Regions from separate parts of the Homo sapiens genome. Here region 1 is linked to region 2. The links are chromatin contacts, found by Hi-C or POLR2A ChIA-PET in ENCODE. All regions are on one chromosome and are shown on one strand. The core of a region is the stretch at or near the end of the contact, and the rest is flanking DNA. Distances in the headings are between cores, read along the strand shown.

Evidence for each region. Hi-C counts contacts between places; a loop is a spot of excess contacts on that map. ChIA-PET counts read pairs that join two places held with the same protein, here RNA polymerase II (POLR2A). Pooled maps may share reads with other maps.
Region 1: a map of heart left ventricle shows a loop between it and region 2 (2.4-fold over the local background). The contact joins the enhancer-like site here to the promoter of LINC02777 in region 2. A Hi-C loop is called at or near these places in 3 of 168 maps with a recorded cell type or tissue (IMR-90, K562 and heart left ventricle), 2 of 37 single-sample maps with no recorded cell type and 6 of 50 pooled maps. POLR2A ChIA-PET finds 5 or more read pairs at or near these places in 2 of 52 experiments (K562 and PC-9).

What each region holds. Positions count from the first base shown.
Region 1 is chr1:58,981,393-58,985,927 of GRCh38, forward strand. No RefSeq gene overlaps it. Among named protein-coding and RNA genes, the nearest start is that of LINC01358, 37 kb to the right of the region's middle. RefSeq lists enhancers at 1-421, 956-1,456, 1,457-1,957. Within about 2 kb of position 1,464, at least 9 of the 41 ENCODE cell types and tissues checked have a DNase peak (open chromatin) inside an H3K27ac peak, as active enhancers do; they include heart left ventricle, where a contact is called at or near this core.
Region 2 is chr1:58,901,013-58,905,709 of GRCh38, forward strand. It overlaps LINC02777 (long intergenic non-protein coding RNA 2777), which reads right to left and starts at 3,126. Exons shown (of 5, transcript NR_183656.1): 1 at 2,556-3,126. RefSeq lists silencers at 2,520-2,909, 2,970-3,219.

The sequences.
Region 1 (4,535 bases), core at 214-2,713, 79 kb after region 2:
ATTTTCTTTAGGATAACAGATTCTCTTTATTAAAATATATCTGTCCTATATTCAAAAGTCTGTAGCCAAGGGGGATTGTATGAGAATGGAGAGTCTACATCTACTCCTGCTGTGCTGTGCTGTGCCCCATTTAAAGGGGACAGTTCTCCTAGCCCTCCTGCTGTGCTAGTCAAAGGCCAAGGGCAGCTTTCCCTGTAACTGCTAGAACCACAACTCTGCATGTGAAGTCTTTTGGCTTTTTCTTCTGCTTTTCCAGAGGTTCTGCCCCTCCTGGGTTGGGATGCTCTATGGTAGTAGGATGCAGCTCCCCATCTTTGGAAACAGCAGCCACTGTAGTTTATTTTGCCATCTTGGAGAATCCCTGCCAGATACGGGCCATTCCACCTTTTCAACCTTAGCACCAGTCTTGGCCTACCCTTCTCCTTCTGGAATAATGGATCTCTCTTTAAGCAGAGTAATAAGGGAGAGGATATGTAAGCATTGTTCAGACCGTCAGAAAGACAAGAGTGTCCTCCTTCTCTTGGAGAGTTTGAAAAGGACATTCTTGCCATGGAATATAAGCAAGCAGACCAAAAACTAAACATATAAGCCAACGGCACAAAAACACCATTCCTTTTTTAAAAAAAAATTTATTTTAAGTCCCGGGACACATGTGCAGGACATGCAGGTTTGTTACATAGGTAAACATGTGTCATGGTGGTTTGCTGCACCTATCAACCCATCACCTAGACATTAAGCCCCGCATGCATTAGCTATTTATCCTGATGCTCTTCTTCCTCCAAACCCCTGACAGGCCCCAATGTGTGTTGTTCCGCTCCCTGTGTTCATGTGTTTTCATTGTTCAGCTCTCATTCATGAGTGAGAACACGTGGACACCATTCCTTTTTAAAAAATCACCTGTCTTGGTATCAATCTTACTGGGAGCTTAAAGACACCACTTTACAAAGACATTGAGAGGTTTGTGTTAGGGTCATCGTTTTACCTGTGAGTTTAGCAGAGGATGCTGAGGCTAGAAAGAAAACACCCAAGGAGAAGGGCACACAGCTGGAGGGGAGTGTGCTGCTGCTCTGCCCAGATGCGTCTGACTCCACTACCCAGGAGTTTCCTTTCCCCACACTGGGAAGCATTGTTCGTAGATGAACAGCCTTCCTGGAAGAGGTGACACTTGAGCTAAGTCTTAAAGAACAGAAGGCTTTCTGCTGGGTAACAGTGGTGGGAAGGCCATGATTGAAAAGGGTTAAAAAGTGTAGATGCTTTTGTAAACACAGCCAGGCAACAGGGTCAAGCAACAGGGGTGAGGCCAGTGGTGAAACAGCAGACGTGGTGGATGTGGTTGTTTTTAGTCTCTTGGATGAAGTTCAAAGCAAAAGTCCCTGATATCCCCTGGAGAGAGAACATCCAGGTTGTGTTCCTGCCCAGAGCCGAGTAAACAGGATTATTGGAACCTGCTGTGGCCTCAGCTGGACACACTGGCTGCAGCCTGGCTGGCGCAGAGGGAGAGAGTGACAGGAAAATGGCTGAGATTAGGAACCGCCCTTGCCTCTGGACTTGGGTCTCTGAGGAAATGCCTCTGTTGGGATAACCTGTCTTGGGCACTTGGAATCTGTATTTCAGGTCAGAAAATATGCATAGCCTTTGACCCACCAATTCCACTTCTAGGAATACAAGAAGGAGAAATAGTTGCTGATGTGTGAAAAGATATATGTACAAGGATGTTCAACGTAGTATTGTTGATAATAAAAAAAAATTGGAAGCAACTTAAATATCTCAGGAAACTTATAGTACATCTATATGACAGAAAAATTTTAGCCCTTAATAATCATGTGGTAAAAGACTATTCGTTGATATGAAATATTTAGAATATTTTGCCAAGTTAAAAAAAGGTTATAAGACAGTATGCACCACCTGCTCTCAATTATGTAACTATTTATCATGATGACATTTACTGAACACTTGCCATGTGCCAGCCGTGGCTCTAAGCAGTTTAAACATATTTGATTGTGCAACAAGTTTATGAAGAAGATTTCTTATTATCTCTATTTTACACATAAGGAGACTGAGACACAGAGTGTTTAAGTAATTTGTCTAAAATCACAGCAGTAAGTGGCAAAACCTGCACGTGAACAAAGCATTCTAGCTCCAGAGCCCAAATGCAAACAACTAAGTTGCCATACTCTCTTCCTATGTGTGTCCACGTTTCTGTGGTTTCTTTGATTTTCTTTCTCTTTCTTGGAGACTTTACACCCAAACGTTAGCTGTGTGTTAAGTAATCCCCTTGTAGGGCAAGAGCAGATAAATATTTTCATGATGGAAGTGAATGTTGCAGCCAGTATAGGCTCCAAAGGACATTTACACCTTGACTACAGAGAACACACTGCATGCCACTTAAGATCTTGTACAGGACAGACACAAGCAGTTCCCCAATTCACTTATTCAGCAAAATAATGATTAAGTGCCAGTTCTGCACAGGCTCTGTTCTAGGCTCTGAAGATTCAGCAGTAAGGCAAGGGACACAAGGCCAATTCTCCAATAAGACTTCCATCCTCATGGGGGAAGCAGGGAGGTAACCAGTAAATAAAGAGCCAAGAAAAATATTAGCTGGAGTTCAGTGTTCTGTAGAGTACTACAATTGGAATGGTGCCATAGGGTGGGATCATGGGCTTAGGAAGATGACCTTTAAGAGGAGACATTTGAGCTAAAACTTGAATGACCAGCAGTAGAGACACACACATACACACACACACACACACACACACACACACACGGGGTGGCAGGGAAGCAAATCCAGCAAAATGTTGACATTTGGGAAATCTGGATGAAGGGTACAACACAATTTTTTATATAAGTGTTGTAACATTTCCATAAGTCAAATAATTTTGGAATACAAAGTTAAAATATGTCAAAATAAATATATTACAAATACAAACAATCACTCTACATCTAAGGAAATAGAGTTGGTAGAGCTTGCTGGTGAATGCCATGTGGTGGGTGAAGAAATCAAGAGGAAGTAGATGATGCTGGCGCCTTTGACTAAAGTAGGGTGAGGCTGAGGTATGAGGTATGGGGAGAAAAAGCAAACATCCTTTTCTTTGACCCAATAGTCAGTTTGCAAACTACCATACACTTATCTTCTCAGTGGGTCTTCTCCTTTTTTTTAGAGATGGAGTCTTGCTCTGTTGCCCAGGCTGGAGTGCAATCTCGGCTCACTGCAACCTCCGTCTCCCGGGTTCACGTCTTCTCCTGCCTCAGCCTCCAGAGTAGCTGGGACTATGCCCGGCTAATTTTTTGTATTTTTAGTAGAGATGGGGTTTCACCGTGTTAGCCAGGATGGTCTCGATCTCCTGACCTCGAGATCCTCCCACCTCGCCCTCCCAAAGTGCTGGGATTACAGGCGTGAGCCACTGCGCCTGGCCAGTGGGTCTTCTCTTACCCTCCTTTGAATCAGGTAGGATTTTTTACTGATGAAGAAACTGAGACCAAGAGTGGGGAAATGATTGTATGTGGTGTCATGGTGACTGAGTAGCAGAGTTAGGTGCCAAAGTCAGATCTTCTGAATCCATGAAACTAACAATCCCCAAGGCTAAGTGACAGGAGATACATCATGTATATTTTCCGCTGCTCTAAAGTAGAATAAATGTTGAATAGGCTGGGCAATAATTGGCCCGTGGAAGACGCAGGTAACTCAATCTGACTATGTTGTAGAGGGTTGGTTGTAACACTCTCTTTCTTAGAAACTATCAAGGATTCCCAGTAACCCATGAACCATTTTAGTTCCCAAGAGATAGTACAATGCTGTAGACTGCAACTTGACTTACTGTGATGCTAAGTTATTATTCCATTTTTATTATTTTATAATTATTATTAAAAATAGAGGTAAACCACCTACTCCTCTCAAAAGGTAGTTAGGAGAATCAGCATCCAAAGGAAATACTGCAAATGAAAGGGTTTGTGGTCTTCAACACTCGGTTAGACGAGCTCCTGTTGGGGTCTTAGGGTCATGTTCATTATCTCTGAGTACATTGCAAGTGCTTCAGGTTGCCTTTGGAGGTCACTCCTGTGACTGGCTCAGCTTCTGCCAATTTGGAGACCAATTTAAAATTCCAAGACATCAACAAAACAAACCCAGGATCTTAGAGAAAGGGAGTATCAACTAACACTAAAGTAGTACCTGCTAAGTGCAATTTAGTGACATTTATCACTAAGTAGCACCATTTGACCCCCCACTCCAACAGCCTCTTGAGGGAGCCCCATTAACTCAGTTTTAAAAGAGGAGGAAACTAAGACTTGAAGTATTAAGCAATGTGGTCCCATGCTAGCAGTGAGCCTACAATGTCTAAGCCAGAGCTTGCACCCCTTTCATGGCACTACATGGCCAAATAGGCCCTTTCTGGTCCCAGAGATGAAGGTTAACCAATGTGCAAAAATAAGTTGCCTTGGAATCCACCCTGCTTACAGGTCCTCATTACCCTAAATCAATGATCTGCACGATTTCATTGGGATGGTATGTGTGCTTGATTTATATTGGCACAGATCAA
Region 2 (4,697 bases), core at 1,876-4,375:
GTTAGCTCTTGCTTTCAATTTTGTATTATGTTTGTTGATTTTAAACTGTCTCCTTTCAAAAGTTTCCTTATTAATTAAATAAACCACTCAGCCACATTCCCCTCATCTAACTCAGTACCCAAGTGTAAGCTCAATTCTGGAGTCGCCTTTCCAACCTTGGCTTAAGGGACATTAGTCACTAGGAACAAAACATGGCATTTGAACAGCTGTTTTGGGTATTCAGAGTCCAAACCCTACAGGTCTGGAGAAGGTGGGGGTTGGGGGAAGGAAACCAATATTTACTTACTGAATACCTACTCTGAGCCAGGCACTGGGGACTTCACAGAGAGTATGTCTTTTAATTTTCTGAACAGCTCATTAATGTGTTCTGCCTCCTCTAGGCATAGCAAGGTTAAGAATTTATCAAAGATCACACAGCTCATAAGTGGTGGAGCTGGGACTTGAACCCATGCAATCTGACTCTAGAGCTTATATTCTTGAATACTTCCCTATGTGTACTTTGTTGAACCCTCCCATGCCAAGATGTAGGAGCCATTATTATCAAATCTGTTTTCCAGATGGGAAACCAGAGGCTCAGAAGAGTAATTTTCCCAACGTAAATTAAACAGAGACCCTGGATTTAAACTCTGTGATCCTGGGCAAGTCACTTCACTCATCTATCCATCATCCATCTGTCCACTCATTAATTCAACAGATAGTGTCAACTGTTTACTCCAGGGACTGTCTTGTCCCTAGAGATGAAAAGATATATAAAATCTGGCCCTTGCTTTTTAAGAACTCATAATCCAGTGAAGAGGGCAAACACCTACACAACAGTAAGACAAATGACTGCAATATGACGGGTGCTTAAGAGGTGTCTAAAAAGAGCCACAAGAACATAGAGGAAAAGCATCAAATTACTTGATGAAGTAAAGCAAGGAGGCCTCTGGAAAGGAAGGGACATTGGGCTGATATGCTCTCCAGGCAGAGAAAGGGGGAAAGGGGTTACTCCAGGGAGAGAGAGCATCAAAGGTTAAAAAAAAAAAAGGGGTCACATATTGAGTGCTTACCACCTGTTTTAAGTGCCATCTCTCTGATTCCCATGTCAATTCTGTGAAGTAGGTATTATTCAGACCACTTTATAGAAGAGGAAACATAGGCACATAGAGAACAGGCACCTTGCCTTTGCTCACACAGCTAGTAAGGAATAGAGCTAGAATTCAGCCCTGGGCAGCCTAGCTTCAGAGCCCATCCTCTCAGCTACTCTACTTGGAGTGTTTGGGGGCAGCTGCTAGTAGTTCCTCACAGGTGAGGCAGGCAGTGCAACTGGTCACATAGGCAGGAATCTGGTCTACAGGGTCTTCCTGTATGCCGGCTTTAGGCACTTTCTTCATGAGGCCTTACATGTTCTTCATCTAGGACCTGGACCTTTTGGGATCCATGAAAATAATAATGCTGTGGTATATGCATGTGTGCTTGTGTGTTGAGGGGTACACCCACCTTTCTCAGGGGAATTATACAGTTCCATTTTTTTTTTTTGAGACAGAATCTTACTCTGTCCCCCAGGCTGGAATGCAGTGGCATGATCTTAGCTCACTGAAACCTCTGCTCCCGGGTCCAAAGGATTCTTGTGCCTCAGCCACCTGAATAGCTGAGATTACAGGAGTGCGCCACCACGCTCGGCTAATTTTTGTATTTTTAGTAGAGATGGGGTTTCACCATGTTGGTCAGGCTGGTCTTGAACTCATGGACTCTTCTCTATCACAATATATTCTAAGGCAGGCAGCGATCTGCCTGCCTCGGCCTCCCAAAGTGTTGGGATTACCGATGTGAGCCACCGTGCCAGGCTTCTATTTGCTTTTGCTTTTGATACACCCATATCTGCTCATTGTAGGAATATTGGGTGCCTTCAGCTCAGCTGGATTCTCTTGGCTTCAGTGTCAGTATTTGAATTCTTGTTCATTTTCTGCTTTCCCTCCCCAGACTGGTAAGTCCATGAGGACAGAGTCCTTGTCTATCCGCCAGACCACCAGTGTCCAGCACAGTGCCTGGCACACAGTAGGTATTCAATAATTGTTTAATGAACTCTGGGGCTTTGATTAATAATTTAGTTAGAGAGTAAATTAATTGTGAGTTAAATCTAGTTTGGTCAACAACATACTTTACACTGTGCAGTCAGTGGGGCAGGAGGGAATCACAGAAGGGTCTTTGAAGATGAAAAGTGCAGGGACTATTGGCCTAGATCAGTGGTTTACACATGAAGCTGTACTTTTAGACGAGCTTGCCTTCCGGGATTTCGATCCCTGGTCTGAGGTGCTGTTTGAGCTTCCCAGGTGATTCTGAAGTCACCAGATCGGTATTGAGGGATGCCAAATTTGGGGGACTTCCTGTTCTAACGTATTTCTTTTTGTCCCCCGAACTCATTCAACTTGTGCCTGAACGGTCTCAGCAATGGGAGCTCATTATTTCACAAGGCGAGCTGCCCAACCCAGCGTAACCACAACGACAACAATCACAGTGACACCATGTAGGGACCATACATTGAGCATTTCTTAGGTGTCAGGTACCGTACATACATGCTGCTCACTCCAAAGGCGAGGTGGGTAGTACTTGTCTGCATATGACAGCTAAAGAAACTGCAACTCCGACGTTGGTGGCGCTGGGAGTCTCAGTGGCGGCGGGGCGGGGCAGGGCCGGGACCGAGGCCACGTCCCGCCCGCCGCCCGGCTTCCCGCCCATGGGCCTCGGCAGTGCCCGCGGGAGGAGCGGGTGGAGGGAGCCGCTCGCCACGTCAGCGCACGCCCGCCCCGGCGCTCCGCCCGGCCCTCCTGGGCCTCCCCATAGAAGGTTAACCCGGGCCGGATCCCACGAGGACTGGTGGGGGCCGGGCGGCCCGTGATTTCAGTTTCCGAAGAGTCCGGCCCTGCGCAAAGGCGGGCAGGGAGGAGGAGTTCGGGAAGCCTTCCCGACAGTCTGTAGATGAAATGAACGCGCCCCGCCTGAGCGCCACTCGGGGAGCGCGCCGAGCCAGTGCAGCACCGCGGCCTCCCGGCCCGCCAGGCTGAGGGTTTCCGCGGGCCCTGACCCTGCTGGCCCCCACCGGGCCAGTGAAAGCAGCAGGCTTTATGCGGCTGTCGGGCTCGGGGCGAGGAGCCGGCTCCACCCTCCCAGTCTGGGCCCATCCTCCGGCCTCGGCCAGCCCCTTCCCTCCCTCTCTTTGGCGTTCGCGTTCCCTCGGCCTAGCAGACCTCTTAGAATGTTTGTTTTCCTTCTGAGAAAGAGCGGAGGGACGTGGCCAAGACCAACATGAACTGCAAACACGGGACATCCTCTGTGTGGGGGGACATTTTTCTGGGACCAACAGACCTGGGTCTGAATACCCATCCTGCCGCTTCCTCGCTGGGTGACCTTTGTATATCTTTCTCCATCTCTCTCAGCCTCATTATCCTCATCTGTAAAATGGGGATAATGACGCCTTACCTATCTTTAAGATACATTCTGAGGATTAGATTGGATAAATACGGATCATACATTTTAAGCACTTAGTGCTGTCAATGGCAATTAACATTATTATTCATTATATTGTTATTATGAATGACTGATAATGACACTCAAGATTATTAATGCTACTGTGTCAAAAATATGCTCAATTAAATTTATTTTTAGTGAGTGAAATAGTTTTATGAAAGGTAAATAAAGAGGAATAATACTGGGTCGGGAAGTATATACACGTTATCTCATTTAATATTCAAACAGCTTCAGAAGGTGGGTGTTATCATCCCCATTCTGCAGATGAGAAAGTTGAGGCTCTTGGAGGTTCATTAACTTGCCCACCTCACACACTTCAAGCCTAATGTCCTGCCCTCCCTCTCTCACTGACTTCCTTGACTGCATCCCTTAAGCTCCAGTCCCTTTCTACCTGCCTGCCTCAGCAAAGACTCGTCCATCTGCAGAGAAACCTGGAGGAAAGTGAGTCAGCTCTGGAAACTGGATAAAGCTCACCTCCTCCAGGCAGCTTTCCTGATTCTCTCCCTCCTCCCCCTGTAAAATTAATCCTTCCTTCCTTTCTTCTCTTGGTGCCCATAGTATGAGGTTGCACACACTTATTGCAGGTTGTGTCTCCCACCTGGGGAGTATGCCTGTCTAAGGCAGACGCCACATACTTTTTCACTCTTGAAGGGTCAATATGGTGTTGTGGTTAAGGGCACAGGCTTAGGAGCCCAACTGTCCAGTTTCAGATCTTGGCTTTACTACCTACTGGTTGTGAGCCTTAACCAAGTGACTTAACCCCTTTCAGCCTCACTGTCCTTATCTACAACATGGAGATTGACAATAAGATCAGCCTTGTGGGGTTGCTATAAGGATTGAATGAGTTAAGATATAGAAAGCAATTTGAACCTCTAAGTAATCAGATGTTCACTGAATGAAGACGGAATCGTGAAGGTCTTGAATGTTGCTTACTAAGATAGTGAGATAGAAAGCATGTTGCAGAGTTAAGAGCAGGAGTAGGTATCAGAGACCTAGGTTCTCATCCTGGCTCTGCCTTTAACTTTATGTTTGGATTGGGCCTGTTCCTCCCTCTGTCTGAATCTGTTTCCCCTTCTGCAAAATGATAAGTTTGGCTCCCGCTGCTAGATGACTTCAAAGGGTAATATTCAGTGTATTAATTCTGTGCCTCTAGGACTTTGCTTGTGTAATGTTCCCAGTTAGCGGTCACA